Linked DNA regions of Homo sapiens: region 1 is linked to region 2. The links are chromatin loops, found by intact Hi-C in ENCODE. Cell type or tissue: heart right ventricle. All regions are shown on one strand. Links, peaks and the distances in the headings refer to the core of each region. The heading gives the core; the rest is flanking DNA.

What was found. Hi-C counts contacts between places; a loop is a spot of excess contacts. Peaks named below come from ENCODE experiments on the same cell type or tissue, not always from the same donor. Only the 100,000 strongest peaks of a DNase experiment are listed, where the experiment ranks them.
Region 1: a loop joins it to region 2, with 2.7 times the contacts of the local background. A loop is called at or near these places in 2 of 110 quality-filtered maps.

Annotation. Positions count from the first base shown.
Region 1 is chr20:8,556,431-8,573,200 of GRCh38, reverse strand. All of the region lies in intron 3 of PLCB1 (phospholipase C beta 1), which reads right to left. It overlaps LOC124904867 (a long non-coding RNA gene), which reads left to right. Exons shown (of 3, transcript XR_007067519.1): 1 at 1-2,579; 2 at 2,666-6,849; 3 at 7,217-8,174. Among named protein-coding and RNA genes, the nearest start is that of RNU105B, 270 kb to the left of the region's middle. In heart right ventricle, for the core only: no CTCF peak of the experiment used is centred there; no DNase peak of the experiment used is centred there.
Region 2 is chr20:8,607,323-8,624,092 of GRCh38, reverse strand. All of the region lies in intron 3 of PLCB1 (phospholipase C beta 1), which reads right to left. Among named protein-coding and RNA genes, the nearest start is that of RNU105B, 220 kb to the left of the region's middle. In heart right ventricle, for the core only: no CTCF peak of the experiment used is centred there; no DNase peak of the experiment used is centred there; H3K27ac peaks cover 1,695 bases.

The sequences.
Region 1 (16,770 bases), core at 3,282-11,281, 48 kb after region 2:
TCTCATCTTGCTTGACATCTCAGTAGCTTTCAAGATAAGTGATCATATCCCTCTACTTTAACTATTGTCTTCTAATGGGTTTTAGAATTTTGGACTTTCCTGCTATCCTCCTACTTTTCTGGCCATTCCTTCTCAATATACTTTTCAGGTCCACGGCATTTTGTGTTACTGGAGTGTCTAGGATTCTTTTCTGAGAAATTTTCTTCATCTGCACACTCCCTGTAGGTGGTCTCACCCTGTCTATGCCCTAAATATTAAATATATAAATACTAATAATTCCCAAGCCTACATCTCCAAAAATGACCTTTCACCAGCTCTCCCGACTTCAATATCTATTTTTTACACATTTCCACATGAATGCAGGGCCAGCTTCATGAGTGTGAGGCCTCTGCAGTCACACAGGGCCCAGTACTCAGAAGGACCCATGCTTAGTTTAATGTTCTGCAGTCATTGTCCTGAAATTCTCCATCATTTTATCTTTGAGCTTGTGTTTTGTAACTGAAGTCTGATCGAACAATGGAGAATGCACATAAGCAGAGGAGATATGTGCAAGATACATGTCCATTGTTCTTTGCTGCCCTGCTCACATATTGAATTTGCAATGCTCGGGTGCACAGAATGTCCATGGATCCACAATGAGAGTTCAATGAGGCTCAAACCAACTACATGATAAAAGTGTTACATCTCCAGGTTCTCACATCTATGAAAAGTCATGCTTTCCATTAGAATCAGAACTTGCTTCAAATGCAGAAATAGCATTCTAAAACATGAAACACCAATAATCCTAATCATTATGTGTTATTTCTATTAGCCAACCATTACACTGAATATAATGACATAGAAAAAGTGAGAAAGATGGAACAACCCAGAGTTCCCCTTCTTTCCAGTCCTTCCTTTCTCATAAGTAAGCTGAAGGTACAGAAGGCTGGTAGGGTGTTCATGTATCAAGAAGTAAAATAAAAACAATGATACTAGTTTTGTACAGTAGTTCCTCTATCTTGATAAGAACAAAAAACATAGGCATGTACTATCTATGAAATGTGAATTGTATAATTTTTGTGATTCTGTATATAAATTAAATGATTAAAATGGCATTTTATTTGCTGAAAATAGCATTGCACAATGTAAGAATGAATGTTAAAACTCGTAATAAACAATTTTAATTTTTTTTTACTTAGAATGACATTAAATAGTAATTTTTAAAAAAATACCATTACCAGTCAAGAGAGAGATTGCAGAAGAAAGAAAAGTGTTCTATTTTAGTATCTTTATTGGCACTTCCCCCATTGCTTTTTGGAAAAGGGCCCCTCAGTTTCACTTTTGGAGTGTGCCAGCAAATATGTAATCAGCCCTAATGACTAACAGACACCCCGAGCTTTAAATGTCCATAAAGTGTTCTTAGTTCTTCCCTTTCTTTCCAAATCTTCCCTCGTTTTCCTCATCTTGGTCACAGCCCATCAACCCACCAGTTGCTCACATAAAATAATTGAGTTAGCCTTTATTCCATGACTTTCTCCATCAGTAGGACATAGGGCATTATCTCCACACAGTATACATCAGGCCTTCCATTCCTCTCAATCCTCTATTACTCTTTAGTTCAAGTCGTCACCATCTCTTGCCTAGACAAGTACAGGCCTGAATTTCCTGTTGTCTCTCCACAAGCCATCTTATAAACCATCCTCAAACAGATCCTTTATTTTTTATTTATTATTTTTTTTTGAGACGGAGTATCACTTGGTCACCCCGGCTGGAATGCAGTGGCATGATCTCAGCTCACTGCAGCCTCTGTCTCCCGAGTTCAAGTGATTCTCCTGCCTCAGCTTCCCGAGTAGCTGGGATCACAGGTGTGTGGCACCACGCCCATCTAATTTTTGTCTTTTTGGTAGAGATGGAGTGTCACCATGTTGGCTAGGTTGGTCTTGAACTCCTGACCTCAAGTCATCCCTCTGTCCCAGCCTCCCAAAGTGCTGGGATAGGGATTACAGGCGTGAGCCACCATGCCTGGCCTCCCAAACAGATTTCTAAAAAACACAAATAGGTATTTCCCTTTTTCTACTAAAAACATTCAAATGAGTCTCCTTGCTCTTTGCATGACACCCAAATTCCAACCATTGTCTCCACAGTTTTACATGACCTGGTGCCTACATACCATTCCACACTCTCTTTATTCCATTCCACTTTTCATACACCATGGCTCTGCTTCACAGGACTTGTGATTTCTCCAAAATCCCAGGATTACTTTGACTTTAAAGCCCTTTTGTACTAATGAGCTTTCTTCTCTGTGTGCTCCAGACCCCTGATCTTTGCCTGGATGGCTCTTCTTTTCATACAGATCTCAGCTTAAATGTCTCCTCCTCAAAGAGTCCTCCTCTAACCACTCAAAAGAAAACAAAATACACCTGGTTACTCCAACTGGCACCTTGCTTTAGTTACTTCATACCATTTTTCCTGATCATGAACTCATTTGCTTATTGCCTGTCTTCCTTCACTGGGATTTCAGCTCCGTGAGATCAGGGACCTTAACTGTCTTATTTATTGTTGTTTCTGGGGTCTCTAAGATAGTGTCTGGAACAAAGTAGGTGTCAGCTGCGTGAGATCAGGGACCTTAACTGTCTTATTTATTGTTGTTTCTGGGGTCTCTAAGATAGTGTCTGGAACAAAGTAGGTGTCAGCTGAATGAGTAAATAAAAAAATTAATCAGCGTGGTAAGTGCAGTTGTGTTTCCTCTGTTGATGGGTGTGTTCGTATATATGTATCTTTACATATATGCACCCACATGCAAAAACGACATATATACCTATATATATTCATATATTACCGTAGATATTGGCATTGTCTCCTCTTCACCCACTCTCTACCTTCCTCACTGGGTGGAAGCCACAGACTTAGAGGGGAATTGACTCCACCACTGTTGCAGAGGGGTGCCCTGATCTGCTTACAACCAATCTTATCCCCCAGCCACAGTTTTGGGTTCACCGACAGGCTTGTAGCTGATAGTAAGATGACCTCTGAAATTTTGTTCAATGGTTGAGGGATAAAAGCCCTCATTCTGACCCTCAGTGTGAGCATGGAAGCATCTAGTTTCTAGTTCTAGTTTCTGTTGGCATCAAAATGACAACCAAGAGGACAGCCTGCTTTGGCATGAAGCAAACATTAAGGAAGAGTGAAGAGAAACAACCAGACCTTTAATGACCTGGTTGAGCTGCTGGCTGGTTCAAACCTGAAGCCCAACCCTTGGGCTTTCTAGTTACACAGTTACATGAAGAAATATATTTCATTGCTCAAGCCAGTGAGAGTTGGATTTTCTGTTCCTTGCAAATAAAACATTGTAATTGACACTGGTAGTAAATTTTAATCACTATTAGCCTTTTGGATGTATTTCCTTCCAGTAGTTTTTAATGCTGTTGAAAAATAAGATAGCTGCAACTGGAATGCATGTATACTTTTGTGCATCATTTTTCTACTTATTGTTACAGTATAAGCATTTATTTTCATGCTAATACTTACCTTAACAACCCTAATCTTATTGATTATAAAAATATCAGTGATTGCATACACTATAATCTACTTAATCATTTCCCTATTTTTGTGGACACATAGGATATTGTCACTCTCTTCAAGTTTTATTTCGTTTCTTTCATACTTATATCCTAGAAATTTAATCATTAGGTCAGTGTATGTGAACATTGATTTACCTATTGAAACACAATGCCAAGTGGCTTTTAAAAATAATATTCTTAGTACCAACAGTACCCTGCCATATTAGGCTTTATCACAGTTTTATAAAAATTTGATAATTAAATACCCCTCAATTTGGATTAATCCTGTTTTAATTTCTGATTACTAGACAGTTTGGATAATTTCTGATATGTATTTTACTATTAACATTTATCTTTTGGGGAAATACTTGTTTACTTTGTAGTTGGATTTTAGAGACAGCTTTTCACCGTGGCAGATGTAGTCAGTGTCCTGGCAATATTTTCTGAGTTCCCATCATTCCTACGATGACTTTCGAGGCAAACAACTGAAGCTTTCTGCCTAAAGGCACTCTTGCTGGTGTCCAGTAGGCCCAAGTATGGGATGAGCAGCAGTGGTTGAATGAAAGAGCATTTCAAGGGAGAGCTCCCTTACAAACCAGATGCATCCATCAATCAAAACCTGTTGGTGGATAACTACCTCTGCTCCCTTGCCCCTCATGTGGGATAACAGTAAGATCTGTGTTATAACCTCTCATCCCCAATACTCCAGTGGGATTAGCTTCCAGTTGTCCACAATAGTAACCTGCTTGTTAACTCACACCATATTGGCTGCCTTGCTGCCTTTCCTTCTCTCTATTTCTCCCCGCTGTACTGGTGCTTGTTGACATCACCTTCCAGATAAACTCTTTGTACCCAAAAGTGTCTCTCAGTCTTTGGTTCTAGAGAATCCACCTTAAGAGAGCCATCAAATGAGATTTACTTTAGTGCAATGACTTAGGTGCTTAAGAATACTTGCTGAACATTTGAATTCTTCCCTACTCTGTGTAAAGAAAAAAAAAAATTCAAAATAAAGCAGTTCACTTTTCTTTGGAAATAAGCAGGAATATTTGATACAGTGTACACTGGTCTTTTAAAACTCTTAAAACACTTTCAATAAAAGGGAGCAAAAATAACTAATGATTTTTATGACTTTTAAGCTAAAAGGAATATTTATTCATTCTATATGTGGATTCAGAACTTTGTTTTTCCTTCTGTGGGGTACTTCATGGAGCTTTTGAAAAGTACAAATTTTTTTCTCCACAGGCTTTAATCATTATGCTTTAAGGAAATCTTTTGAAATGAAGGCAGCATATGTTGCAATAACTAGGCCCTTTCATTAAATTCATCCCTTAAGAAAAGCCCACGCAGTAACTGATTTTTGACCTCTGTTCAAATAGAACTTTGGCTAGAAAATTCTCAGAGGTAAAATACCAACAGCAATAGGAATGTTTCATATTTTAAAGTTTTCCAGTAACCACAATACACTTTATCCAGCATATATTTGGTTTGGGCTGTTTGAAGTTCACTTGAAGTTTAGACGGTGTTTTAAAGATTGCATGAATACCCTGTTTTCCAAGAATACATGACCCATTTTAAGGATTGATAATACAAGAAGAAATTCTTCTTTTAAAGAAAAATGTGTTGCTAAGACAATATCACAACTATATATCAATGTCCTTTCAAAACACTGCATTTTAGAACTTCTGACTTCTTCAGATTTCCAATTTGGTTATGAGATCTGAAAACTTAACTGATAATAGATTCCCTTTAAAGTATAAATTGACTTCAAAGTCACAGCTTTAGTTGCTAAGTCGCAATTTCTAAGTCATGTCTTTAAAAATTTTTAACAACTTCAAATGGACATTTCAACATTGGTTGCTTTTAAGTAGAGAAGGAACATACCACCTACTAATGATTTTTTTAAAGTATTTATTTATTTATGTGTTTTAGAGTTGGAGTCTTGCTATGTTGCCCAGGCTAGAGTGCAGTGGCTATTCACAGGCACCATCCCACTACTGATCAGCAATGAAGTTTCGACTACTAATGATTATTGCTAACCTATGTTAAATTAAAGTTTCTGATGCATGCCAGTGACATTGGTTTTATATGCATGATGATGTTCACTCAAAATAATTGGAATTTTGGAGGGAAGATTTTTCCCATTACTATTTTAGAGAGATTTTCCATCAAGATCTTGATGTATTGGAGAATACTAAACTTATGAACATCATGTTCCCAGGCATTGGGTTGTCCACAGGGGAGAATGAAGTGAAGACTTGGGTATCCGGATAATTTAGGCTAAAAACTGTTAGTGGTCAAGTAGAAGGGGTTCAAGACAGAGGGGGAAATGGAATTAAATTGCCACAGACCTGTATCAGAGTCAACATTTTAGCACCCCTCCGCTTTTAACTTTAAGTTAAAACTCTAGTACTTGCTCCCAAACTTGGCCCATCGTCCCTGGAGCTCAAGTTCTGGAACACACAAATCAAGAGGCTGCTGCAGAAGTCCGTGACATTTTAACTGGCTGAAAGTGCTACTGCTTTGCAGTGTTTGTGAGGCCAGTGCCCAGGCCAATATCACACAATGGCCTGAGATGCCAGTAGTGCTCTCATTGAGAAAAATTAGATGTGATCTGATCAAGTTATTCAGCTAACTGACTCAGGATCAGAATTACGAGTTCTGTTATATTTCCTTCTACCTTGCAATTCTGGATTAATTTGCTATTGCATACCAACACAAGGAACCCTCAAGAACAAATGACACCTAGCAAAATTATAGTATCAATATATTCTTTTGCCAGTAGGGTCACAGAATAAATCATCTTCTGTTGATGCTGTATGTCATGAATGTGTAGTTTGAAAAAAAAAAAAAAAAGAAGTGATTTATAATCTCAAGATAGCTCAAGCTAAGTAACCGAAGTGCAGAAAACCTAAAACAGACTTCACCACCTGTAAGTACTATAGATATGTAGCCATATATCATAGCCAGTTAAGCACTAAATTTATGTTACAACACCAGGAACATTCCAAGGAAATTCAATAATATCTATTTATTAAATTCAGTGCTATGATTACCAACCAAGCAAAACAAAGCTGGAACATATTCCATGGAAAATCTAACTGCTCAAAAGATGCCCAACAGAAATGTTATGTTTATTTGGTGATATTTAAATGATGATCATCCTCTCATTCATATTCACATGCTTCCTAAAAAATGTTGTTTTTTACATTCCACAGGATAAGTCACACTTCATTTCTCAGCTCTGTTCGACTTTGAAGGTGCTAGAATATCTGTTATCCTGCTTATTAGAAACAATCAACTTTTTGACAAGGTAAACACTAGGTTCACATGCTGAAAACCCGATAGAAACTGAGATGATTCGTCCACCCATTCACTTGCTACATTAAGCAAATATTTTTAATATTTAATGATTGTTTCCACCTGTTGATAAGGCACAATTTTCATCTGAAGTAAGCACAATACCTAAGTAGATAGTAGCCTGTTGTAAGGCAGTCAAATATACTTTGTAAAATTGCACATAGTTTGGGGTCTTAGAACTAATTTTTAAAATTTAAAAGCGATGATTTAAAAATTCCTACATCATACTTTAATTATATAATTGATAGCAAATACATAATGAGATGAAACTTTTGAACTGTTGATTTTTTTAATATATAATGATTAATTTTCCTTCACAGGGAATAAATTCAGAAGAGGAATCCAGCGCTGCTGTGGTGGCTTTAGTCACTAGTGCACACACTTCTTGTAAATTTCTGCTCTCCCATCCTTAGCAATGACATCCAAATGCAAATTTGCCTAAATCCAGTCCAAAATGGCAGTTGGAACCTCAATCTTCACCTCCGTTTTGCAGGTATCATGAAGGAGGAAATGACTGAGGACAAAACACAGGTTCTGGGGTCTATATCCTCTTGAGAAAAAAAATCTTCCTTAAAGTCCTACCTTGCCACTTTTACTTACACCACATTAGTCAGAATTAGTCACATGGCTACTCCAGTCTTCTAGCTGGTTACATTTCCAGAGAAAGGAGAGGAAAGCTGTTGGTTAAACAGATATACCATATATTTCTGTTTGCCTATTCAGACCCACTTTCTTTTTTTTATTTTTTATTATACTTTAAGTTCTTTATTATATAATACTTTATTATATTTAAAGTATAATAAAGTTTATTATACTTTAAGTTTTTATTATACTTTAAGTACATGCGCAGAATGTGCAGGTTTGTTACATAGGTATACACGTGCCATGGTGGTTTGCTGCACCCATCAACATGTCATCTACATGAGGTATTTCTCCTAATGATATCCATGCCCTAACCCCCCAACCACTGACAGGCCCCAGTGTGTGATGTTCCCCTTCCTGTGTCCGTGTGTTCTCATTGTTCAACTCCCACTTATGAGTGAGAACATGTGGTGTTTGGTTTTCTGTTCTTGTGTTAGTTTGCTGAGAATGACGGCTTCCAGCTTCATCCATGTCCCTGCAAAGGACATGAACTCATCCTTTTTTATGGCTGCATAGTATTTCATGGTATATATGTGCCACATTTTCTTTATCCAGTCTATCATTGATGGGCATTTGGGTTGGTTCCAAGTCTTTGCTATTGTGAACACTGCCGTAATAAACATACATGTGCATGTGTCTTTATAGTAGAATGATTTATAATCCTTTGCGTATATACCCAGTAATGGGATTGCTGGGTCAAATGGTATTTCTGGTTCTAGATCCTTGAGGAATTACCACACTGTCTTCCACAATGGTTGAACTAATTTACACTCCCACCAACAGTGTAAAATTGTTCCTATTTGTCCACATCTTCTCCAGCATCTGTTGTTTCCTGATTTGTTAATGATTGCCATTCCAACTGGTGTTAGATGGTATCTCATTGTGGTTTTTATTTGCATTTCACTAATGACCAGTGATGATGAGCTTTTTTTTCATATGTATGTTGGCTGCATAAATGTCTTCTTTTGAGAAGTGTCTGTTCATATCCATCGCCCACTTTTTGATGGGGTTGTTTGTTTTTTTCTTGTAAATTTGCTTAAGCTCTTTGTAGATTCTGAATATTAGCCCTTTGTCAGGTGGATACACTGCAAAAATTTTCTCCCATTCTGTAGGTTGTCTGTTCACTCTGATGGTAGTTTCTTTTGCTGTGCAGAAGGTCTTTAGTTTAATTAGGTCCCATTTGTCAATTTTGGCTTCTATTGCCATTGCTTTTGGTGTTTTAGCCATGAAGTCTTTGCCCATGCCTATGTCCTGAATGGTATTGCCTAGGTTTTCTTCTAGGGTTTTTATGGTTTTAGAGCTTACATTTAAGTCTTTAATCCATCTTGAGTTAAATTTGTATAAGGTGTAAGGAAGGGATCCAGTTTCAGTTTTCTGCATATGGCTAGCCAGTTTTCCCAACACCATTTATTAACTAGGGAATCCTTTCCCTATTGCTTGTTTTTGTAAGGTTTGTCAAAGATGTAGATGTGTGGTGTTATTTCTGAGGCCTCTGTTCTGTTCCATTGGTCTATATATCTGTTTTGGTACCAGTACCACACTGTTTGGTTACTGTAGCCTTGTAGTATAGTTTGAAGTCAGGTAGTGTGATGTCTCCAGCTTTGTTCTTTTTGCTTAGGATTGTCTTGGCTACGTGGGCTCTTTTTTGGTTCCATATGAAATTTAAAGTAAATTTTTCTAATTCTGTGAAGAAAGTCAATGGTAGCTTGATGGGGATAGCATTGAATCTAAAAATTACTTTGGGCAGTATGGCCATTTTCACAATATTGATTCTTCCTATCCATGAGCATGGGATGTTTTTCCATTTGTTTATGTCCTCTCTTATTTCCTTGAGCAGTGGTTTGTAGTTCTCCTTGAAGGGGTCCTTCACATCCCTTGTAAGTTGTATTCCTAGGTATTTTATTCTCTTTTTAGCAATTATGAATGGGAGTTCACTATGATTTGGCTCTCTGTTTGCCTATTATTGGTGTATAGGAATGCTTGTGATTTTTGCACATTGATTTTGTATCCTGAGACTATGCTGAAGTTGCTTATCAGCTTAAGAAGATTTGGGGCTGAGACAATAGAGTTTTCTAAATATACAATCATGTCATCTGCAAAAAGTCAAATTGTCTCTGTTTTCAGACCTACTTTCTAGCTTCTCCATATTGCACTGTGTCCAGGAGACAAACTTCTCTGAACCGCATCAGCCAGCCTTCACCTCCTGGCTTCCTTTTGAGTTTGGACAATGAAACACACCAAGAGGAGGTTGAGAAGTGGGAGGAGAGAGATGATGGGGTCTTGAATCTTCCTGCTGTATCTAAGGACAGAGCCCCTGTCTATAGATGGGAACTAAATTTTTTTTCAGCTGAGACTTTTTAATTAAATTGATTGCTTTTTTTCTACTTGGTAGGGCTATACTACTTCCACCAGAACCACATCATTTTTAAAAAATCAATTACTTGCTCCTAATTCTTAAGCAAACTTTTTTGTTCACTGTATAAATGCAAGTCTTATTTGCCAACACACAAGGACTACTCCAATTGAGAATTTTCCAAATTGGCTACTTTATTACCCAGTGATTTATCATAATATGCATACTGTTTTGGCTGTCAGTATCATACATCTACATACTATAAGTCTCATAGGTTTACACACTATAAGCTACAAAAGGATTCACTTTTATTCAAGTGGTAGAGGTAATGACATTAATGGCCTACACCATGGTCAGCAAACAGGTATTTCATAAAAAAAGTGAGTGTGTGCTTCAAAAAGCCAGACCTCAGTTATGTACTTTTCCTGATTTAGAATCTTTTCTAGTTTGTAAAAATAGTCTATCACCCAAAATATCACCAAAGGTAGTAATTTGAGATTAGAAATATTTTAGAAATTATTTCATTTCAGGTATTATTAATGTTAAGATGACCCCCACATGAAGTCATATTACCAAATTACTTATAATTTCAGTTGGTTATATTTAAACTGGGGTTTTGCTTATTAAAAATGCCATCTACTTTTTTAGAATGCAATTTTAAGTCCACAGAGGAGCGCCAGTGTACTGTTTGGCTGAAAGACTGCACACCATTCTGTTAGGCAGGCTGGCTTCACACAAATATCAATTGTTAATTATCACATGGCCAGAGCAAATGGGATTGCCTTGGCACTGTTACTTCTTAAATAGGCAGCAAGGAACACTTAACCGGCTTTCTGCCGGAGCACAGCTTTTACTGAGAGAACCTGCTTCTTTTTCCCAAAGTCCCCAGGCACATTTTTGCCTTACCTGGCCACAGGCAAAGTACTGCTTACTGTAAAGCAGCAGCTCTTAACCACGACCAAACATTAGGACCGCTGAGCAGCTTTTCACACTCACATAGTGTGGACTGCATCTCAGCCCAAGTATATTAGAATCCTACAGTGGGGTCTTGTCATTACAATTTTTAAGGTGCTCCAGGTGATTTCAATGTACAGCCAAGGTTGCAAACAACTGCTGTAAAGAAACGAGGCTAAAGATGCAAGTAGGATGTATGGAGGAGCAGGTCTTAATTTCTGCTTCCCACTGAGGCAGCCCCTCCGTACTCAGCTCTGAAAGACTTTGGCTAAGCTATGAGTTCACTTAGCGAAGACCGTTTGCTCTTCTCTATCTTTTTTTACTCAAGGGAGGGTCTACTAAAAGGAAAAAAATAGCAAGCTTAACTAGACTTTGTTCAACCTCATGCCAGGGGAGTTTTTTGCTGCAAGAATATAAAATTGACCTAGCTCTATAATTTTAGGTGATGGGTGGAGGGAATAGGCTTATTAGTTCTTATATGTAGATTGTAGTGAACATTCTTAATTTTATAGAGAAAAACACTATTAAATGTCAGCTTGACTATCTTGAAAGGATTTCTAGTCAATTACATCGGTAATCCTTATGTCAATTAGGTTAGGGTATAAAGAAGACTTATTCTATAAATTCCACTTTCTAATTGCATCTGTTAATGAAATTTAATCCTCATGCAAATTGAGCAGTTGAAGCAAATTTACCAAACACAAATGAGGAAAGTTAATGTGGGGAGGGAAAAATAAATTAAAAACATCACAAACCCTGTTATTTTCACTGATAGAATTAAACCATAGCAGTTCTTTCAATGCAATGTATCAAGACAGAATAGAAAGAGACGCTTGAACTTCTGCTTGAAATTTCAGACTCATTGTATTTTGTTTCAACTCTCCAGTGCATGGGTCTTGGCACCCACTTGGATTAACTAAGAGGAATGTCTTCAACTGCTCATATCCCGACTATCTTAGAACAGATAAAGAATGAGTGCTCTAGGGTTATCTATAATCCCCCTGCATGAGTTGCAAAACTTAGTTATACGGTTCATAATTATATTATGTTCTAAGTTAAAGATACTAAATTTTACAATAGAAAATATTAATCTAGTTCTATTCCTTTAGACTAGAAAGTGTATCCACAAACCACCACAAAATGTTGAACCACACACAGGAGATTCTAAGTGAAATACAGATGAAGAGACAAATTCTCTCCACTAACGGTCTTCAGCATTCTACCTGGAACAGTCCCTGCCAAGTCCCAGATCATCTCTCTGTGGCCATTTTCCCATCATCTGGCTTCTAGATAGGACTTTGATTCCTCGTTCCATATCCTAGTTTATCACCACTTTTTCTCCTTGAGCAGTTTAATTCTGCTGACTAGGAAGGTCCTTCCAGTTACAAGCCTAAATTATCCTGCTGAGATCAAGTTTATTCTTGTTATCTTTCCTCAGTGAACATGGAGAAAATCCGACAATGCCACCCATTTTACTTATTATTTTTAAAAGGTTATTCTGTGGCTTAAAGAAATTTTTTGGCAGAATCTCAAATTACACATATATGATCCATATAAAAATACACACATATGGTCAAAGACTGGATAGGAAAAATGTATGATTATAATAGACATACTATAGTGGTAGGTTATGGGAGACTTGGTTTTCCATTTATGTTCCTGTCTGCTTCTTGATAATTTAAAAGGACAAACAAAAAAAGATGACATTTAAAATTACCTCTCTCCTTCACTCATTGTATGTTACCTTTGCTTAGATGGAGTTCAGCTCTGGTTAAACTTTCAAATTAGTTGAACAACACTAGACGTTTTTCAACAATACTAGTGCTGGGGCTCAATTCTCAGAGATTCTGATTGCATTAATCCATAATGCTTTCTAGACATCAGTATTTTTTTTTAAAACCTTTCCAAGTGGTTGTAATAAGCAGCCAGAAATGAGAAGTGGTTCTCAGCTTTAGTTCTGTATTAGAAACATGTGAGAAGCTTAAAAAAAATCCAGATGACCAGGCAACTCCCAAGCAATTTAAGTCTGAAGATGAGACCTAGGCCTTGGTATTCTTAAAGCTCACAGGTGATGTCAATGTACAGCCAAAATGGAGAATCCATGACTTAGACGGGTAGTTCTCAAAGTTCGGTCCACAAACCAGCAGCATGAGCATCTCCTGGAAGTTTGTTAGAAATGCAGGTCTTAGGGCCTCACTCCAGGCCTACTGAATCAGACACATTGGGTGAGGCTCAGTAGTTTGTATTTTCTATCAGCCTCCCAGGGGATTCTCATATAAACTAAAATTTGAAAGCTACTGACTTGGACTATAAAGTCTACAATTACAGGGGCTATAATTACTGAGATGTGTATCTCCAGAACTTAGCACAGGGCTTGTCAAAAGTAGGTACTCAAAACTTGCCTCCTAAAAGAAGGAAGGAAGAAAGAAAGGTAGGAAGGAATTTCTATGTTATAAAAAAAGAGGATTTGCAGAGTTATACACAATGAAACTCAGAGAGGTAAATTAAACTGAATTAGTACAAGACCGACCTAGGCTCATTCCCTTTTCTATATCAAACCTTAAGCTCTTAGGTGCATATATGTTTTCAATTGTTTTATATTCTTGATGAATTGCCCCATTTATCAATACATAATGTCCTCTGCCTCTTGTAGCATGTGTGACCTAAGGTCTATTTTGACTGATATTAGTATAGCTATTCTAGTTCTCTTTTAGAATTTGAATGAAATCTCTTTTTACATTCCGTCACTTTCAACCTGTTTGTATCTTTGGAGCTAAAGTGAATGTGTTGTAAACAGCATAGACTTGAATCTTCTTGTTGTTTTTTAATCTGACAATCTCTGTTTTTAATTGGAGAGTTTAGCTCATTTACATTTAAAAGTAATTATGGGTGAGAAAGGATTTACTTTTGACATTTTTACTATTTGTGTTCTATATGTCTTATCTTTCCTGTTTCTCAATTCCCCCATTACTGCCTTCTTTTGTGTTTGATTTTTGAAGTATACTTTTCATTTCTTTTTCTGTATATTTTATAGTTAATATTTTAGTAGTTATCCTGGGGATTACAACTAACATCTTAAACTTATAATCTGGCTTGATTTAACACCAACTTAACTTCAAGAGTATACAATTACTTTGCTCTTATATTCTCCATATCTCTTTCTTTAAATTGTTTTTGTCACAGACTATATCTTTATACATTGTATGTAAACTAAACTAACATAGATTTTTATTCATCATTTGATATATCTGTCTTTTAAATCATATGAGAAAAAAGAGGGGTTACAAGCCAATAATACAATAAAATAGGCCTTTTTATAGGACTATGTATTTACTTTTAGTAGTGTGTTTTATTTCTTTTGTACACCTTTAAGTTACTATCGAGTTTGCTGACATTACATCCTGAAGGCATCTCCTTACCATTTCTTGTAGGACAGGTCTACTTGTGAAAAACTCTATCAGCTTTTATCTGGAAATATTTTACTTTTTTCTTAAATTTACTTTTTTCTTAATTTTGCCAGGTATACAATTCTTGGTTGACAGGTTGTTTTTTCCTCCTGTTTTGGCATTTTAAATATACCAATTGCTATCTTGCCTCCATTGTTTCTGATAAGAAATCAGTTATTAATTTCATTGAAGATCATTTGTATGTGATTAATTGCAACTCTCTTGCTAATTTCAAGATTCTTTGTCTAGAGCTTTCAACAGTTTGATTACAATTTCTCTTAGTGTGGCTGTCTTTGTATTTATCCTACCTGGAGTTCATCAAGCTTCCTGAATGTGTAGATTTATGCCTTTTATCAACTTTGAGAGTTTTACAACCATTATGTCTTCAAATATTCTTTCTGCCTTTTTTTCTCTCTCCTCACTTCCTGAGACTCCCCTTACATTGTTATGCTTGATGGTGTCTCACAGGTCTCTTGGGTTCTGTTCATTTTTCTTTATTCTTTTTTTATCCTTCAGTTCTTTGTCCATGGTTTCATTTATCTTTTTGAGTATATATAACAGTTGATTCATTTATATTTATTTATTTAATTCTTTATTTTGTGGATACATAGTAGGTGTATATATTTATGTATTATATGAGATATTTTGATACAGGCATGCAATGCATAATAATCACATCAAGGTAAATGGGATATTTATCATCTCAATAATTTATCCTTTGGCTTCAAACAATCCAATGATATGCTTTTAGCTATTTTAAAATGTGTAATTAAATTATTTTTGACTATAATCACCCTCTTGTGCTAACATATACTAGATCTTATTCATTTTTCCTATGTTTTTGTACTCATTAAGCCTCACTACTTCCCCCTCCACCTCCCTACCCATTATCCTTCCCAGGCTCTGGTAATCACCCGTTTTGTAAGAGTTGATTTAAAGTCTTAGTTAGTAGATCCAATATCTGTGCTTTTTCAAGGAGAGTTGTTCATTTTTTTCCTGTGAGTGGGATACTCTTTTGTTTCTTCTCATGACTCATAATTTTTTGTTGAGAACAAGACATTTTGAATATTATTATGTGGTAACTCCAGAAACCAGATTCTTGCCACTGCTTGGGGTTTATTTTTGCTGCTTGCTGTGGGTTGGAGTTGTTTCTTTCTTTAGTGACTTTTCTAAACTATTTTTTATTGTGATAAAATATAGATAGCCCAACTTTACTGTTTTAGTCATTTTGTGTACAGTTGAGTGACATTAACTAAATTCAAAATGTTGTGTTGTGCAATCATCACCAACCACCATCCATCTTCAGAACTTTTTAATATCTTCCAAAGCTGAAACTCTGTACTCACTAAACAATAACTACTTATACTTCTCTCTGATGATCCCCTGGCAACTGCCACTCTGCCTCTATAAATTTGACTCCTCTAGTTATCTCATACGAGTGGAATCATACAAATATCTGTCCTTTTGTTTCTGGCATATTTCACTTAGCATGTCTTCAAGATTTATCCATGTTCTAACATGTGTCAGAATTTCTTTATTTTTGAAGGCTGAATCATATTCCATTGTAAGTATATACCACATTTTGTTTATCTATTTCTCCACTGATGGATATTTGGGTTGTTTTCACCTTTTGTCTATTGTGAATAATGCTGCTATGAATATGAGTGTACAAATGCCTGTTTCAGTCCCTGATTTTAATTGTCTGAGATATATACCCGGAAGTGAACTTGCTGAATTATATGGTAACTCTATGTTTATTTTTGAAAAAATACAATACCATTTTCTACAGTGGCTGCACCATTTCCTATCATCACTAGGAACATACATGGGTTACAGTTTCCCTCATCTTCACCAACACTTGTTTTATTTCCATTTTTATTATTTTTTTTATTTATTTTATTTATTTATTTATTTATTTATTTATTTTATTTATTTATTATCAATAATAGCTATCCAAATGGTGTCAAGTGGTATCTCATTGTGGTTTTGATTCACATTTCCTGAGGGATTACTGATGTTATGCATCTTTTCATGTGTTTATTTCCATTTAAATATCTCTTTGGATAAATGTCTATTCAAACACTTTGCTCATTTTTCCGGACTATTTTTAAAGGCTATATATTTTGTTGTATGGACTCTGAAGTCTCTATTTTGTTAGCTTGTGGTTAGCTAGTGGTTTGGCAGATTTCCCTAAATGCCTAGAGCAAACACACACACACACACACACACACACACACACACACACACACACACCCAACCCTCTCCTAGCCTGGCTGTTTACAACTCTGCCTTAGCCTTCATTTCCTGCTGTTGTGAAGCCTTAAGATCTCAAGCTGAAGGTGAAAGCTTAGTGTCTTCTCAAATCTTTTGAGCATAGGTCCTATCCTGGGCATATGCATCACTTTTTAGGTTTTCTATTATAAGGAATCTTTTTCAAAGCAATTATTCTCTAAAGTAACTCATTCTCCAGCTTTTCCTT
Region 2 (16,770 bases), core at 5,881-13,880:
CTTTGAAGGCAGAGCCGACTTGCTATGCTTTATTCAAATTTCATTGTGGAGGAAATGTATAAATTTACGTCCAGGCTGGTTTCCCATCAAACCCTTGAATTCAACATTTGCATCTCAGAAAATAAAACACAGACTAACAAATTCCCCTTGAATCAATGCTTATCCTCATACCTCTCATTTTCAAGGTTTCTTTCTTTTATATATGAGTGTGATGAAGGCTATCATTCTGTTCACCAGGGTGTACCAGTGGCTTAGGCGGCTCACACAGCCAGCAAGCCTTTATAGAGGAAACACCTATCCACTTGCATCAATGATGGCTCTGAAATATGGTGCTGTGAATATTCTTCTAAATAGAGCAAAAGACTCGGAGGATGTTACTTGTTTAAGTATTTCTTTCCCACAAGTAACAGATGGAAAATCTTTAAATATTTTTTAGCTATTTTTTTTTAACTAGAGGGAGTAGAAGGAGAACAGACTGACTATGTCAAAGAAAAGCAACTATGGGTACATACTAGGAAAAAAACGAGCTGGTAGAGGACTGCCCTTTCATATCCCGCAGTGGCATTACCATAACAAGAGTATTCATATTTGTTTTGGGATGGAATAATGATGAATTTATAAAGTCACTGTATAAGTATAGAAAACTGTTGATGAAGAAGAGAAAATATAATTAGCTTAGCCATGCATCTTCATCTGAAATAAAGCGGTTTGAAGCTGTCAGGCTTGAATTGATTGAGCTAAAGTGAACACACTATTTAAGTCTAAAACAAAAAAAAATTAGAAGAAACACGAAGGCGATCATCCAGATAATATTCTCCTGGTTCACAAACAGAGAAGCTAAAAGTTCCCTGGAGTTCCCATGGAGCTAAAAGTTTGGTTGTTCTTGGAAGCAGTCAGAGAGAAGAGATAAATAAAGTTAAAGGAGCATCCCTAAATAGCATCCTAGATTTTCCTCATCTCCAGGAACAAGCTCAGGGTCTGGTTTAATGCAGTTTCGAGAGCTAGGAAGGAAGGAAAGATAAGGGGCTGCTGGAGGGCATTCAGGCAGGCTGACCATAGAAGAAGCAGAAAATGGGATTGAAATAAAGTATCCACAGTCCTTGGACCAAGAAAATTGGGCTCAGAATGTGGAGAGACAGCTTCAGAGCTGGGAAAATGCTGCTATTACCTATTTCAAAAAGTTGCATTGCCTGAGCTATTAGGTTGGTGCAAAAGTAATGGCAAAACCCCAATTACTTTTGCACCAATCTAATAGTTTCCCAGGTTGCAATACACATGCTTGGCAGACAGGATCTTTGTCTGGATGCCCCAGAAGCTGACCCAATCAAAGATCTGAGGACAAGTAATTTATTTTGGAGATGATTGCAGAAAGCACAGTGAGGAGTGGGGAAGTAAGACAAGGAGGGAAGAAGGTCTTTAAAGACTGTGTTAATTTAGCGGTTTACCATTTTGGGCAACTGAGGCTCAAAACACTAGTGCCATTTGGAGACAGAATGAAGAACACATCTTAGGATGTCCCTAAGTAGCCTGGAAACTGCAGCATTTATCTGTTCAGTCTCATCCATCACTGGTGGACAGTCATTCCTGGTGTGCTCTCTTGCATTTCCATAGCCGGAAAACATTCTTAGGACTATATGGGAACTCTCTTTAGGTAACCTCTGTGAGTGAGCCAATAGAATATCAATGGATTGAATACACCTGTTACAACATTAAAGAAGTGATTATAGGAAATAAGGAAATGTTATCTCAATATTGATTAATCTTCATGTATTCTATGGGATCTATAATTGAAAGAATTTCATCAGATAGGCTACTAAGATTCTTTTTTTTTTTTTTTCCTGAGGCAGAGTCTTGCTCTGTCACCAGGCTGGAATGCAGTGGCGTGATCTTGGCTCACTGCAACCTCTTCCTCCCTGGTTCAAGCGATTCTCCTGCCTCAGCCTCCCGAGTAGCTGGGACTACAGGCACGCGCCACCAACCACCCCCTAAATTTGTATTTTGAGTAGAGACGGTTTCACCATGTTGGCTAGGGTGGTCTCCATCTCTTGACCTCGTGATCCGCCTGCCTCGGCCTCCCAAAGTGCTGACTCTGTTCAGTTCTCTATAAAAATGATACATATAACAACAAGTTCTTCTAATTAGTGACTGTGTCAACTACCACACCAGCTGTTCTGTATCTTCTTCCACCTATTTAATCTGCAAACTAACACAGAGAAATAGCTATTGTTATTCCAATTTCACATGAGGTGCTGAAAGATGAAGTAATTTGCTCAGTTTTATAAAATGGTGTAAAGGGAGATTTGAATCCAAGTACACCTGATGGTAAACTCTAAGCCCTCTCCATATCACACCGTGTTACAAAGTATATCCAATTTGATGCAGTTTATATAAAATAGTGCAAATAGTTCAATTGGCAGAATAAAACTTAAATAGCACTCATTCAAGTTACCTTGTTTAGCGATATTTTAGGCAGTTTGTTAAAAATATAAAATAATGCATATGAGAAATCAAAATAGGAAAGAAAGGTGGTCTCATGGAAGTGCTTGCCTTCCTAGCAAAGAGTCGAAGCTAAATGGTCAATTTTAATCATTATTTGTACAATCATCCTTGCTGAAAATAAAAGTGCATGAACTATAGCAATTTGAAAACTAGTCAATGGAAAAAGTAGTTAGCTTTTTCCTCCTCATTGAGTCAGTATTTGTCAAACTTAAAAATTCTAAAGTATAGACAACTTTTCAGCCATGTTTTAAACTATCCCCCCAGTCTTTTTGACATATGCTACCACCTGTCTGCCAGCAAAATTTGTATGCACAGCCCTTACCACTGCAATGCATAAAAAATCCACATGCCCTGAGGGGTAATGGTGTGTGCAAAGCAGACAATTAGGATCCTATGTGCCTTCCTGTTTAAACCCCCGACAAAGCATGAAAAGCATTATATTCCCCTCAACTTTCATCCAAGGTCAATGCTTCTAGCTATCATAATGACGCCTGTTTGTTAATAGAATGCACAGACACTTTTACAATGAGTCCGCAGCATCTCCCTAGTTGATGAGTTCTTTATTGGTGAGATTTAAGTTTTCCTATTTTGTAATGATATCTACTTCCTTCCATGGTACTGTGCTATAGTTAGATGTGTCAAAGGGGCTTCTAAAACCTCAGAGCATAATTTAAAATCAAACATATCAAAAAAGGAGGATGACAATTTATTAATAATGACAAACACGATGTTCCCTTTGTTAAGAAAATCCATCATCTATGCTGTGAGCTTTTGACACATGGAGGAAAACAGCAGACAGCCTGTATTCTGTTTCTTTTCTTTTCTTTTTTTTTTTTTTTTTTTTTTGGTGGGGGCAGGGGACAGAGTTTCTCTGTCACCCAGGCTGGAGTGCAGTGGTGCAATCTGAGTTCACTGCAGCCTCTACCTCCTGGGCTCATGCGATTCTTAGGCCTCAGCCCCCAAATAGCTGGGACCACAGGTGCACACCACCAGACCTGGCTAATTTTTGTATTTTTAGTAGAGTTGAGTTTTTGCTATGTTGGCCAGGCTGGTCTCAAACTCCTGGCCTCAAGTGATCTGTCCATCTCTGCCTCCCAGAATGCTAGGATTGCAAGTGTGAGCCACCGTGCCCAGCCAGACAGCCTGCATTCTGTCTGGCTTTGAGTTCCGGCTCTGTCGTTTGAAGAAATGTGAACTTAAAAAATTTTGTTAATCATTCTGTGCCTCAGTTTTCCAAACTGTGGGATGAGGATAATAGTAGTGTCCCCTTAAAAAGGTTATTATGGGAAATAAATGAATCATTATATGTTAAGGGCTGAGAGCCGCACATAACAAGTTGTGAGTACTTGAAAAAAAATTAATAGCTGGTAGTATACTTAAAATAAGTAATCAATCATGTCAGTCACCACAAAAATATATTAATTCTTTATGTACATGTGACACATTAGAGTTTGCAGATTTGATTTTGATCACCACACTAATGCTGTAAGGTGACCAGGCATTGCTATTATCATCCACCTTGAGGGAAAACTAAGTTGAAGCTCAGGGAATACAAGTTGCCTAATTTTCAAAGCTAGTTAAATGGAAGAACCAGACACTGAAAAGTTCTACAAATGAAAATGAAACACAATATGGGGGGAACATACTGAATACTTTAATCTCTTATAGAGACAAGAACATTTTAGTATATGTATGTATATCCATTTACTTACTTTGAGATTTGTCGATCAGTATGTATATTTGTGTGCACATTTAGGAATATATTCATGGTTTGTGTATACTTGACTACCTATATTCTAAACATTTGCACTTTAATTTTGTTTTTCCCTTAATTCATTTTTCCATGGGAAGCTTAATTTAAAGAGTGCTAAAGGACAAGTCATTTCTAGATCTTTTCAGTTCCTGGTTCTTCCATTTAACTAGCTTTGTAAATTAGGCAACTCATATTCTCAAAGCTTTAACAATGATAATAGCAATGTCTGTTCACCTTATATCATTAGTGTGGTGATCAAAATTAAATCCTCAAACTCTAATGTATCACATGTACATAAAGAATTAATACATTTTTGTGGAGTCTGACATGATTACTTATTTTAAGAATGCTATGAAAAAATGCAGTGAAATAAATGTTAGCTTATACTTATCTTTTTCTTTTTTTCTTTTTTTTTTTCTTTTTAGACAGAGTCTTGCTCTGTCGCCCAGGCTGGAGTGCCGTGGTGCAATCTTGGCTCACTGCAACCTCCGCCTCCCGGATTCAAGCAATTCTCCTGCCTCAGCCTCCTGAGTAGCTGGGATTACAGGCACATGCCACCACGCCCGGCTAATTTTTGTATTTTTAGTAGAGACGGGGTTTCACCATGTTGGTCAGGCTGGTCTCAAACTCCTGACCTCATGATCCATCTGCCTCAGCTTCCCAGGCATGAGCCACCGCACCCGGCCTCTTTTTCTTCTTAAAATTATAAATGATTGTAGGAGTTAAAAGGAGCGAGAAAATTTCCCACCAGTTCACTACAGGTAACTGAAGGAGTTTGAAGTAAATGGGTAATTTATCTATAAAGCTAAATATAGATGTGAATACGTATTTGCTGAAAGTTATAAAAATATTCTAAGAGTAAATACTATTTGATTTTCAGATTTATTTCCTTTGTTTTATTTATATACCTTTTGTGTTACTCTAGATACACATGGGTTAACTATATTCTATAATACATAAAAATCAATAATATACCATCAGAAACACAGGGATATAAAGATCTTAACAATTCAAAGCCTTGATAAGGTTTGATGTCTACTTTTATAAGGAATAACTAGTTGCATTTAAATAAGCCCCGTCTTCAATATGCCTTTGTGTGTGTGTGTGTGCTTCTTTTGAGGTGAAAGTAAGAAAATGTCTTCTAAAATGCCTTACTATTGATCCATCAAAACACATTATACATGAAGACCAAAGTTGTCATCTCTAAGACCTCAATTTTCAATAAGAAAAAAATTGTCTTGTGAGTTATGTGATTGTGTCTATTGTTAGTTATGTTATATGATTGTAAAAGCTATCACCAGAATTGTTAGTGCAATTCTAACTTTTTTTTTTTCCTTTTTGTGGAAAATGGGGTCTCACTGTGTTGCTCAGGCAGGGCTTGAACCACTGGGCTCAAGCTATCTTCCCACCTCTGCCTGCCTAAGGTGTTGGGATTACAGGTGTGACACACTGCACCCAGCCAGTACAATTCTAAATAGGGAATAGAAAGGAAATTTAAGGAGTGTAAAGCTCTCTTAATTTTAAAAAAATTTTACAAAAAAGCAGTAAATATTCCCAGGACATTAGTCACTTCTTTTAGTTGTTGGCCTGCACTGATTAATTTTTAGGCAATTATTTTTTCCTTTTGTTCTCAAATCTCGTTCACTTTTTTCACATTTTTCTCTTCATCTCCCTCTTCACAGCCATCATTTCTCTCCCCAACCAATATTTTCCCAGAGGATTTTTAAAATCCTTTGAAAACTGGGAAGTCAAGTGTTCTTGCATCTTCCTAAGAAGATATTTAATGCATGAAATATTTTGAAATGAATTATAATGCCACCCATTTTATATGAAGAGAATTCAAATCATCCTATTGTCAAGAATTAACTCAAATTATTATACTTCTTGACTCCTATAATTAATTTATTCAAATATTTTCTATATGGTTAATTTATACCAAACACTATCTTAGGTACTTAAAAAATAGCAGTATATGATATGGGATTAAAAAGATATATATATAACCTTTTTTTCTCAAACGAGTCCCACCCAATATGTTTTTGTGAAATGTAGTTTAGAAGAAATGTGGTTTAGACGATTGGAAGATTCACAATTCCACTTCGACCTAAGATTTCCTAGTATTGCTAGGTAATTTCAACAATGAAGTACAAAAAGACAGATTACATTGGGCCATGAATTGGTTGCCTCTTGTGGTATGCCGGTAAATGTTCAACAACAGGCTTTTAACAAATCAAAACAAACAATAAATAACAAAACCAAAAAACCCAAAACAACAACAACAAAAGCCTCCAAATCCCCGAATGTTAGCATTTACTGTTTTCCATGGTGTAAATACTCCCAACATAGCCAATTTCAAGCCACCCTGATGATCTCACTGAATTCAGAATTGAAAAAAAGATCAAGTAGCACACAATTTCACCATAGAGCTACAAGACTATAAATAGCCTCAAAATCATACTTAATCATAACATTTAATAAAATAATTAGAAAGTGATGAGTTTTGAGTATTCATTACCTGCATTTTTAGTATAATTTATTTAGCTTTAAGTTTAAATTATTTAATTTATCATAATGGCTGTGTGTATCAATCTGTAGCAAATTTAGCAAACATTTAACAATTGGCTCTCATGAACTGGTACAAGCTGGCTTCAGCACACTGCCAGTTACATTTACAGGTGGTCTGTAAGTCTTAAAACTTAGTAGAAGGATGACTCTATGCTCCTGGGAAACAGGAAAAGGCCTCAGTTTGAACAGCATTGCTCCAAATCTCTTATTGGCATCAATTTTTAGCTCCCATCTGGCTTTCTTCTTCCCAGCAGGAGATTGCATCATGAATGCTTTCAAGATCTCTCTCCTTAGGCCTTCTCTGGGATACATAAATAGAATCCACTCTGAGTATTCCCCAAGAATAGTCCTGTTGGGCCTAGCCTCCTGGGCTCTATATCTCAGATACAAACTATTCTTGGGGAATACTGAGTGCAGTACATACAGTACAGTCCAACTCAAAGGGAAATGTAATTAGGATATTTCACTATAAAGTTTGATGACTTATGCAGCTTTCTCCTCATGGGGGAATCTGTTTCTTTAGAGAGGCTCTGCTGTTGACCAGTGCTCCAAGATTCTTTTGTAGAAGACTCAGCATTTTCCTTGTGCTTGGGGGCATCTGTCTCATGGTCTTTATTCATCCAGTAAACAAATATTTATTGAGCACCTACTATTTATCTGGCACTGTGCTAGTTAATGGAGCTACATCAGTGAACAAAAACAGATGCTTACACCCTGGTGGTGCTTACATTCTGGCAAGGAAACGGGCATTAAATTAATCAAACAGCCTCATTAATGTGTGCAAAAGAGTTTAGTAGGTGAGTCTAACATAATTAATGAAATCAGAGAGGGCTTCCCTAAACAAGCATATGATGAGTTGAAATTTGAAAGATGGAGAAGAGTCTTAGATGAAGGAGGGTTTAGTAAGAAGCACTTCAGGCAGTGGAGTAGCATGTTATGCAAATTTCTTGTGGTAGGAGGAAGAGCAGCAAGGATGAGAAAATTAAAAGCTAGTAGAGAAGGTTGGGTGAAATGAAGCTGTATAGGTAAGGAGCCAGATTCTGCAAGGAAGTAAGGTTTGTTCTTGTCAAGGCATTCTAAGCCCTCAAGCAAGGGGAAGCCACCAAATGGCTTTAAACGGGGGAAGGATGGAATGTGACTTGCTAGAATATGGGGGACAGATTTGGAGAGATATGTAAGAGGCAAAATCAGCTTGACTTGATGTTGGATTCAGTTTTGGGGTTGAAGAAATGGAGGTGTCAGTAACAACCCTCGGTTTCTGAACTGCGTAACTGAGAGAAAGGAGTTGTAGTCAAGAGAGGCAGGGAGATCTGGAGAAGGACCCTGTTGGGGAGGAGTACAGGGTATGATTATGATTATGAGTTTGGTTTTTGATATGCAAAGTCTGAGGTGCCTTTGGGGCCATCCCTCCTAGGAGAACATAAATGTAATTGGAAAGGTTTTATGTACCAGGGTATGGTATAGAACACAAAGCCCCTGATTTCAGTTTTATTCCGGAGAGAAGTTCAAATACAGCAAAAGCAACTTGCAGAGCAAGATGTCAAGTAAATTTGTTACACGTGCTCCTCTTCCATGGATTTCAGGTCATTGTTCTTTAATTCTGAAATTTTTTTCCCTTTGATTCTTGTGTTAAAGTCATTTTATATTTATCAAAATGTTGTCCAGGAGAGCCAAATAAAGTATGTTCATCAAAGAATGGTTTCTAAAGGGATTCAAAGAGAGGTGACACATTTTGGATAAATCTCAGAAGGTGGATAATAACAAAGATGTCTGTGCATTGTTGCATTCAGTAGGGAAAGTGGATACTTGAAAATAAAGGCACTTTATCAAAAACATTGATTTCTAAAGCTATTATGTTTTGTGAAGGTGGTTTTGAATAGTGATTTGGAACAAAAAAAGCATCTCCAAAGCGTGATGTATTAGATGGTCCTCTACATATAACAAAAGAACTATAAATCACTGTCTTCCCTATAAATTTGATTTTCCCAAACCCAACTGATTTGCAAAATTCTTAAATATTTTAGTACATTCAAGGCAACATATATAACAAAAATCATTTAAGGACATTAGACAGAACAGTATGCAGCTTTTTAAAGTAATGTTTATGAAGAGCTTTAAAGAATAAGATACAATGCTTATGGTGTATTAGATATAAATACAACATTAAAAACATGTACATATTGTCATTCTGTGCAACTATGAGCATTTAGAACAAAGACTGCAAGGAAATACAACATAATATTAACAATGCTTATTTCTACATGGTGGAATCATAGGTGAGTTTTTTCCAGATGACAGAACCTTCTGAATATGAATTAATTGCATGCTCATAAAAAGTTCAAGCAATTTAGAAAATTAAATGAAATTAACTCCAGATCCCACTAGCCAGAAGCAACCATTAAAAACATGGTGGAGAACATCTTTCCAGACCAGTGCTGTCAACAGAAATTTTTGGTGATGCTGGGACTATTCCAAATCTGAGCTGTCCAATATGGTAGCCACTAGATACACATGGCTATTGAATACTTGAAATGTGGCTAACACAATTTTTAATTTGGTTGAAATTAAATTAATTCAGATTTAAGTAGCAACATGAGGCCAGTGTCTACCAAGTTGAATGGTGCAGTTGTAGACATTTCTCTACATAAACACACACACACACACACACACACACACACACACACACACACAGAATTTTACATAACTAGAATCAAAGTAAACATATTTATTTGTAACTTGACTGCTTACTGATATACTGATAAAATATTTATAAATATAGAAATATATTTCCCTCTTAATTTGGTTCTGTAGTATTCTACTATATAGATGCACCATAATTTATTTAACATATTTCTCATCATTGGACAGGTTTTATTATTATAAACAATGCTTCAATGAGCATCTGTGTGTGTGTATGTGTATATGTGTGTGTATATATATATATAATTGAATACTTGAATGATAATTTACTTAGGATAAATTCCTGGTGTGTAATTGCAGGGCCAAAGGTATTGATATTTCAACTTATCGTACCTACAGCATGTGAGATCACCAACATGGGTTATTGACAATTTTTTTTTATCTTTGATAGTCTGCTGAAAAATAATAGAATATCTTGTTACTGTTTTTATTTGTGTTTTAAAATGACTAGTTATTGGAAATATATCTTCTTATTTATTGGCCATTCACATGTCTTTTAGAGTAGAAAGAGTTTGTTAAGGCTATAATCCCCCTATTCAAGTAGGATTTATTTTCTTATTGATTTATAAACAACCTTTTTTTGGGCTGCTTAAGTGTTTATTGACCCTTTGCCTGATATATATGTTGTAATATTTTTTTCAAATGTATCATTTGGTTTAATGTCAAATGATGTGGCATTTTCTCCTATAGAAATTTAATTTTTTTATATTTGGTTCTATCAATATTTTCACTGTAATTTTTCTGATTTATTGCCATGTATAAAAAAGCTTTCCTTACCTTGAGATTATAAAAATATTCAATTTACAGGAATTTATTTTCTCTTCATCATTTTATATACTTTATAAATGCTTACAAGACCATGAACTCATTTCCTTACTATAATATTGAGAAAAATATAAAAATAAAATCATTTTTCAAAACAACTAAGAATCAAGTTTTCTTTTCAGTGGGAATTTGTGCTGATAGTTTCTTTTCAATCTATACATGAGGACTTACAAATGCTAAACCTTTTATAAGAATCTTATGACATGGATTGAAAGTCACATATTAGCACAGAAGGGAGCCACCTATTAGACTGTCTTCTGAATTTCCCCTTGTGAGGTATATTTTGTACCTTGTAAGTTCAAATACAGCAAAAGCAACTTGCAGAGTTGCTAACAGACACGGCTAATGTCCCTGAAGTTCAGTACCCAAATGTTGTCCATTGTTAAACTCATCACCCCCAGAAAACCCTGAAATGGCTCTGCAATTGTTATGCTCTAATACCTGAGCACTTGAATAAAAATATCATAATTGATAGTTGTGGTCATTGATGTCATTTTATATGATTGCTGTTTAGGCTAAGTGTGTGGCACACAATTCCTTATACATAGAAGAAATTATGAATTCAGCATGGTATTGGACAGTATTGGGCACTTCTTGTGGTGCCTTTCAACATATTATTTTTTCTTTTAAATAAATAAAGAGACGAGCATTTACACATTTCATGTATGCAATAGAGCCAATATCCACAGTTCCAAGCTCTACTGCTTTATCATTAAAAATAAAGCAAACAGAATGGGCTTGTACCCACCCACACATCTCACATCCAGATCTGTCTCTGCTCACTCATGTGTTAAGCTGGGCCATGTCTAAGGGTAACACTGAAATGTGGTTATCTAGTTAGAACCCCAAATTCTTCCTGAAAAGTCATTAACAGATGGTGACTTTCTTCAGATTGTCTCAGAAAATGTCCTTCTTGCGGGTACAGCTCAGGGGTAGAGTATTTGACTTCAGAAAATGTCCTTCTTATAGAAAGAAGTATGGCTGTGTCATTAATTAGGTTGGTAGTTCCATTTTTGTGTAATGAAGCTCTGCTAGGGAAGGGGCTTTAAGCTCTCAAGAGCACAGGGGAGGCTATGGAAACCTAAACAACCTGATACATGTGGCTCAATCAGTAACTGGGGCAGAAAGGTCTAAGGTAATCTACAGATCTATGGGGTTTAGTGGATGCGCGATAATCCAATGCACCTATGGAGCACAGGACATTTAATCCCTATGGAATATGTAAACCAGAGTGTAGTTGGACTTCCTGGTGAAACCTCTGGAATTTTACTACAGGGAGTTGGGTTAAGCAGTGAAACAACCATTGTTGCTATGCCACCCTTCCTCCATCCAATGGACGGCAAAGATGAGGGCTTGAGAGCTGCCTTCTTCAAAGCTGACTTGTGGATCTTTATGTCATAGAATCCCAGGAAAACTCTGAACATTTACTGAAGCGACCTCTCCTACAATAATTGATTCACCTATATGCAAATGAATGTTCCAGGAGCTCTACCAATACCATAAACATACTTTTTCATTTGTGTTTTTTATTCATTCAACAAACTTTATGCCTTTATTGCCATTTTCTATACCAGGGTTATGTTTATGAATGTGGCACAGTCTTTGCCCTCAAGCTTCTAATGATCTGGTAGAAGAGGAAAATACGTAGATCCTTTTAGGACAAAGGGATAAATGCTTTTGGAGCACAGAGAAAGGCCAACTAACTGTTTTTAAGGAAGTTACAAACTTCCTTAAAAGCTAGTTGGTTTTTCAACAGAGAAAACTTGAGGTGAATATATCTCTAGTTTGTTTTATTTATCCTTTTAGAGACAGAATCTCCCTCCATCATCCAAGCTGGAGTACAGTGGCACCATCACAGCTCACTGTAGACTCTATCCCCCGGGCTCAAGCAATCTTCCTGCCTCAGCCTCCCGAGTAGCTAGGACTGCAGGCATGAACCACCATGCCCAGCTAATACGTCTCTTAAAAGTTTGCAGATATAGAAACAGTGCCAAGGGAATGTTCTCAAACTACCACTGGAAATACTAAGAGAATTGATTGAAGAGTCCCTGAATGTTTCCTGCACGGTCAATAAAACTCTGTAAACTATTTCATCAATAAAATGTTTTTTAGTTGATATTACTAGGCCTCCTGGTTATCCTAGTCCTTATAAAGAAATTGTTTTTATAGGCTCAAGAAGTAAAAAACATGATATAGCCATGTTTTTAGAACTGAAAGGACCTTTTTATTATTAAAATAAAGTCATAATACAGGCTTCTTACATTTTAAGGTAATCAACCCAGACTGACTAGGTAACTTGATGTGAATGAACTGACTATAGTGAAGCCTTTTTTGGTGATCCCTTTATTAACAATTACTGATGTCGTTTTAATTTTAAACCTTACTTAAGAATTTTTCAACACTTAGGCTTAAGCTTATCAAAACCAAAGTATTTCCCTGAATTTTAAAACTAAGAATTAAAGAAGATGGTGCCCAATGGCACCATTTTAGTTTCTTGTATACATGTTTTCTTAGCCTTCAAAACACAATATTTTTTTCCTTAAAATAGAATTTTACATTCACAAAGAGCTTGGCACATATATAGGTGTCAACCTCTATCCCACTTCATCATTTCATCCTTACCTTCTATAAATAAAAAGTAAAATAAATAAAAGTAAAATTTTAAGTATAAATTTCCTTACTAATATAAATCCTAGGTTGATTTTCCTAGAAAACCTGAAAAGAGATACATTTCTTAGATATTTATAGTTTACCATTTATTTAAGATTTTTCTTTAAATTAGCAAATTTCATACATTAAAATATGTTTATTTAAAATAAAACTTCTCATCATTATCATAATGAGCTTGGACCCTTACCTCACACTATATGCAAAAATCAACTTGAAATTTATCATAGACCTAAATGTAAGAGCTAAAACTCTAAAGATCTTAGAAGAAAACCTAGGTATAAGTCATTGAGATCTTGGGTTAGGCAATGGTTTCTTACATAACCAAGAGGACAAGTAACAAAATAAAATATAGATAAATTGAACTTTATAAAAAACAAAAACTTCGTGCTACAAAGGACACTATCAAGAAGGTAAAAAGACAACAAAGAGAATGGGAGAAAATATTTATGAATTCTATCTGAAAGGAATTTATCAAATAAACTGCTGGTGGGAAGGTAAAATGTCATAGCCAATTTGGAAAACAGTTTGCAACTCCTTAAGATGTTAAACACAGCCATCATATGACCCAGCAATTACATTCTTAGGTATATACCTACGAGAAATGAAAACATGTCCACACAAAAGCTTATACCTGAAAGTTCATAGCAGCATTTTTCATAATAGCCAAAAAATAAAAACAATCCAAATGTCTATCAACTGATGAATGGAAAATCAAATATGGTATATACATGCAATTGAGTAATATTTGACAATTAACAGCAATGAAGTACTGTTATATGCTACAACATGGATTAACCTTGAAAACATTATGCTAAGTGAAAGAAGCCAGTCACTACATACCAGGTATTAGGTTGGTGCAAAAGTGATTGCAGTTTTGGCCATTACTTTCACAAGCAAAAACATCAATTACTTTTGCACCAACATAATTTTATATGATTCCATTTATATGAAATTTCTAGAATAGTTAAACACATAGAGACAGAAAGGTAAATGGTTACCAGGGTCTGGGAAGAGGAAGGAGGGAAGAATGCTTATTAATGGGTAGGGGGTTTCTTTTTGGAGTGATGAAAACATTCCAAAATTATATACTGATGCTCATTTTACATCTATGAATATACTAAATATACTAAAAACCACTGAATTGTTTACATTAGAAGGGTTAATTTATTGGTGTGCAAATACAGATATTCACCCTAAAGTACCTGTGCACCCTTTGTGATGTGTATACCATGCTTTCAAAAAAGTTGCTTCAGAACACATGTATGAAGCTGGCCATGGTGGCTGACACCTGTAGGTGGCTGACCACCTACATAGTGGGCCGAGGCAGGAGGATTGCTTGAGCCCAGGAGATTGAGATTTCAGTGAACTATGATCGCACCACTGCACTTAAGCCTGGTTGACACAGCACGACTCCCATCTCTTAAAAAAAGAACCATGTGTAAATCATGGAATTCAGTGTGTTTGAAGAAAACTTCAAAATATTTTTACTCTTGACAGATGCTCAAGTTTTCTTGGCCTAATAATAGGTGGTAAATTGAAGAGAAAAAAGATGGTTAAAATAGCAGAGACTGACTAGATAGATGCGTTGGAGCCAGCAGTCATAACATGCACAGCTTTTGAAGGACACATTTAGCTTGGCATAAAGACTTTTAATTCTTAACTCTCTTAAACTGTACCTCACTATTCTTGCCTCATCCAAGTGCTGGAGCATTTTCAAACTTTTAATCTCCTCATTCTGATGCTCTAAGTCACAAATATTAATGTTTGAACCATGTCTTGTATTTTTGGGAAATGTATAGTTATGACATAAGTCAATCTATTAGGTTGATGTAAAAGTAATTGCAGCTTCTGCCATTGAAAGTAATGACAAAAACCGCAATTACTTTTGCACCAACCTAATAAAATCTGTAGCCTCATTTCCAATAGCTAAGACTATTTTTGCTCTGTTGACATGCCTACTGCATATATGAAAAGTTGGAGGAAATTAACACTTTCAAATCAATAAAGTTTTTCTTATTTTGGCAGGGAATAAGAGAAGGGCATTTAACTTCCCCTTAGCTCCGAAAGCCCTAGGGATGCTAGGGCCAGTTTGCTAGGGTATATTGAAAAGATTAAGATGCTTATATTTATACATCTCAATACATTTCAGGAGCTAATAGTGCCAAATTACAGAGGCCATCACTGTTGTGCAATTGATGATTGCTGCAGTCTTCTGATTATGGTAAAATAGTGAATTCATTCAAATTTAAGAAACTATAATTAAAATAAAGCTCTATCTGGAACCCAAATAATTACCTCTAATATTTTTATTTCTTATCCTCATTCCTTCATTTATTTATTCAGAAAATGTTTGAGTTGCTACACTGTGCATGTTGCTATGCCAGCTGACTCATATTTGTGTTTTCACAAAACACATTTATGAAACATTTTATAAAAGTCATTAGTGTCTTATGCAGGAAAATACCCTATAAATCTAAGTATCCTTATCTAAATATCAGGAACTATTTTCTTATTTGAGTTATTTAACAGATGTCACATGATAATGTAAGGCTATCTAATTTGGGTGAGGAATGGGACGTTACATGATAAAGTATGTTTTGAGGCAAAACAAGTTTGCCCTGTGGGTATACCCTTTTCCTTGAAGCCAGAGTTGATTTCCAGCTCATTTTAAAGTCCATTTAGGTCCTTGAGTAAAGAGAGTAATTTTGTTTATCAACCACATGGTAGAGCCCCAAATCTTTACAGAATCCCAAAGCTCATTTTCAAAGAAATTTTAAATTTGCCTGTGATATTAGGTCCTAGACTATGTAAAAATGGAAGCTTTTAAGTTACACATATTATTTAAATTTTGTGCTCTCTCTGGCTATTTTAAACATGTATTTATGGTTTTATTTTTTAAAGAAATAACATGCATGCATTAAAGAGCACAGAATGCATTAATTTTAAGTACACAACTTGATGATCTCTACATTTTACACATCCTGTAATCACACCCAAGTACATAGAGATAGAGCACACACTCCCAGCTCCCTGTATATTCTAGTCATTAAAAAAATTGTTGGACGAGTAAAAATTGTATATATATATGGTGTACAACATGATGTCTTGATACATGTATTCACTGTGGAATGGCTAAATCAAGCTATTTAACATAAGCATTACCTCATATCAGTTTGGGGGATCATTTTTATATCTAACTTTTAAAAATTCTAATTCTTAAATTCCTCAGTCTATTCATTTTTAAAATCATTCTGACTATATCCATTCATTCACTCACTCATTCATGCAATACATATTTAATGAAGGCAAAACATGTGTCAGGCACATGTAAATAATGCATATAATGCTTACAGGTAGAAGAGCAATAAACACACAACTGTAATGAACAAGAACATTTCAGAGAAGAAGTCAATGATGAAAATAAAATGGGGTAAGGTAAAATAATGAGTGGATTGGGGTAGGAACATTAGATAAAAGAAAAAGGGGCTACACCAAAGTCTGGAGAAGAGAAGAAAGTTCCAGGAGGTGCTGATACCTTGGGGTGGGAACGGATTGGCTTGCTCCAGGAACACAGAGTCCAGAGAGGCTGGAACATAGCAAGAGAGCGGCACAGTGATCTGTGATGAGGTGGTTGGGGCAAAGGGCAAATTCTAATCCAAGTCACAAGGGCTCTTAGAGGGATGGAGTTTAGATTTCTATTTGAAACACAAAAGAAGTCCATTAGGTTTAATGCAGGGGAGTGAAATGATTTAATTTAT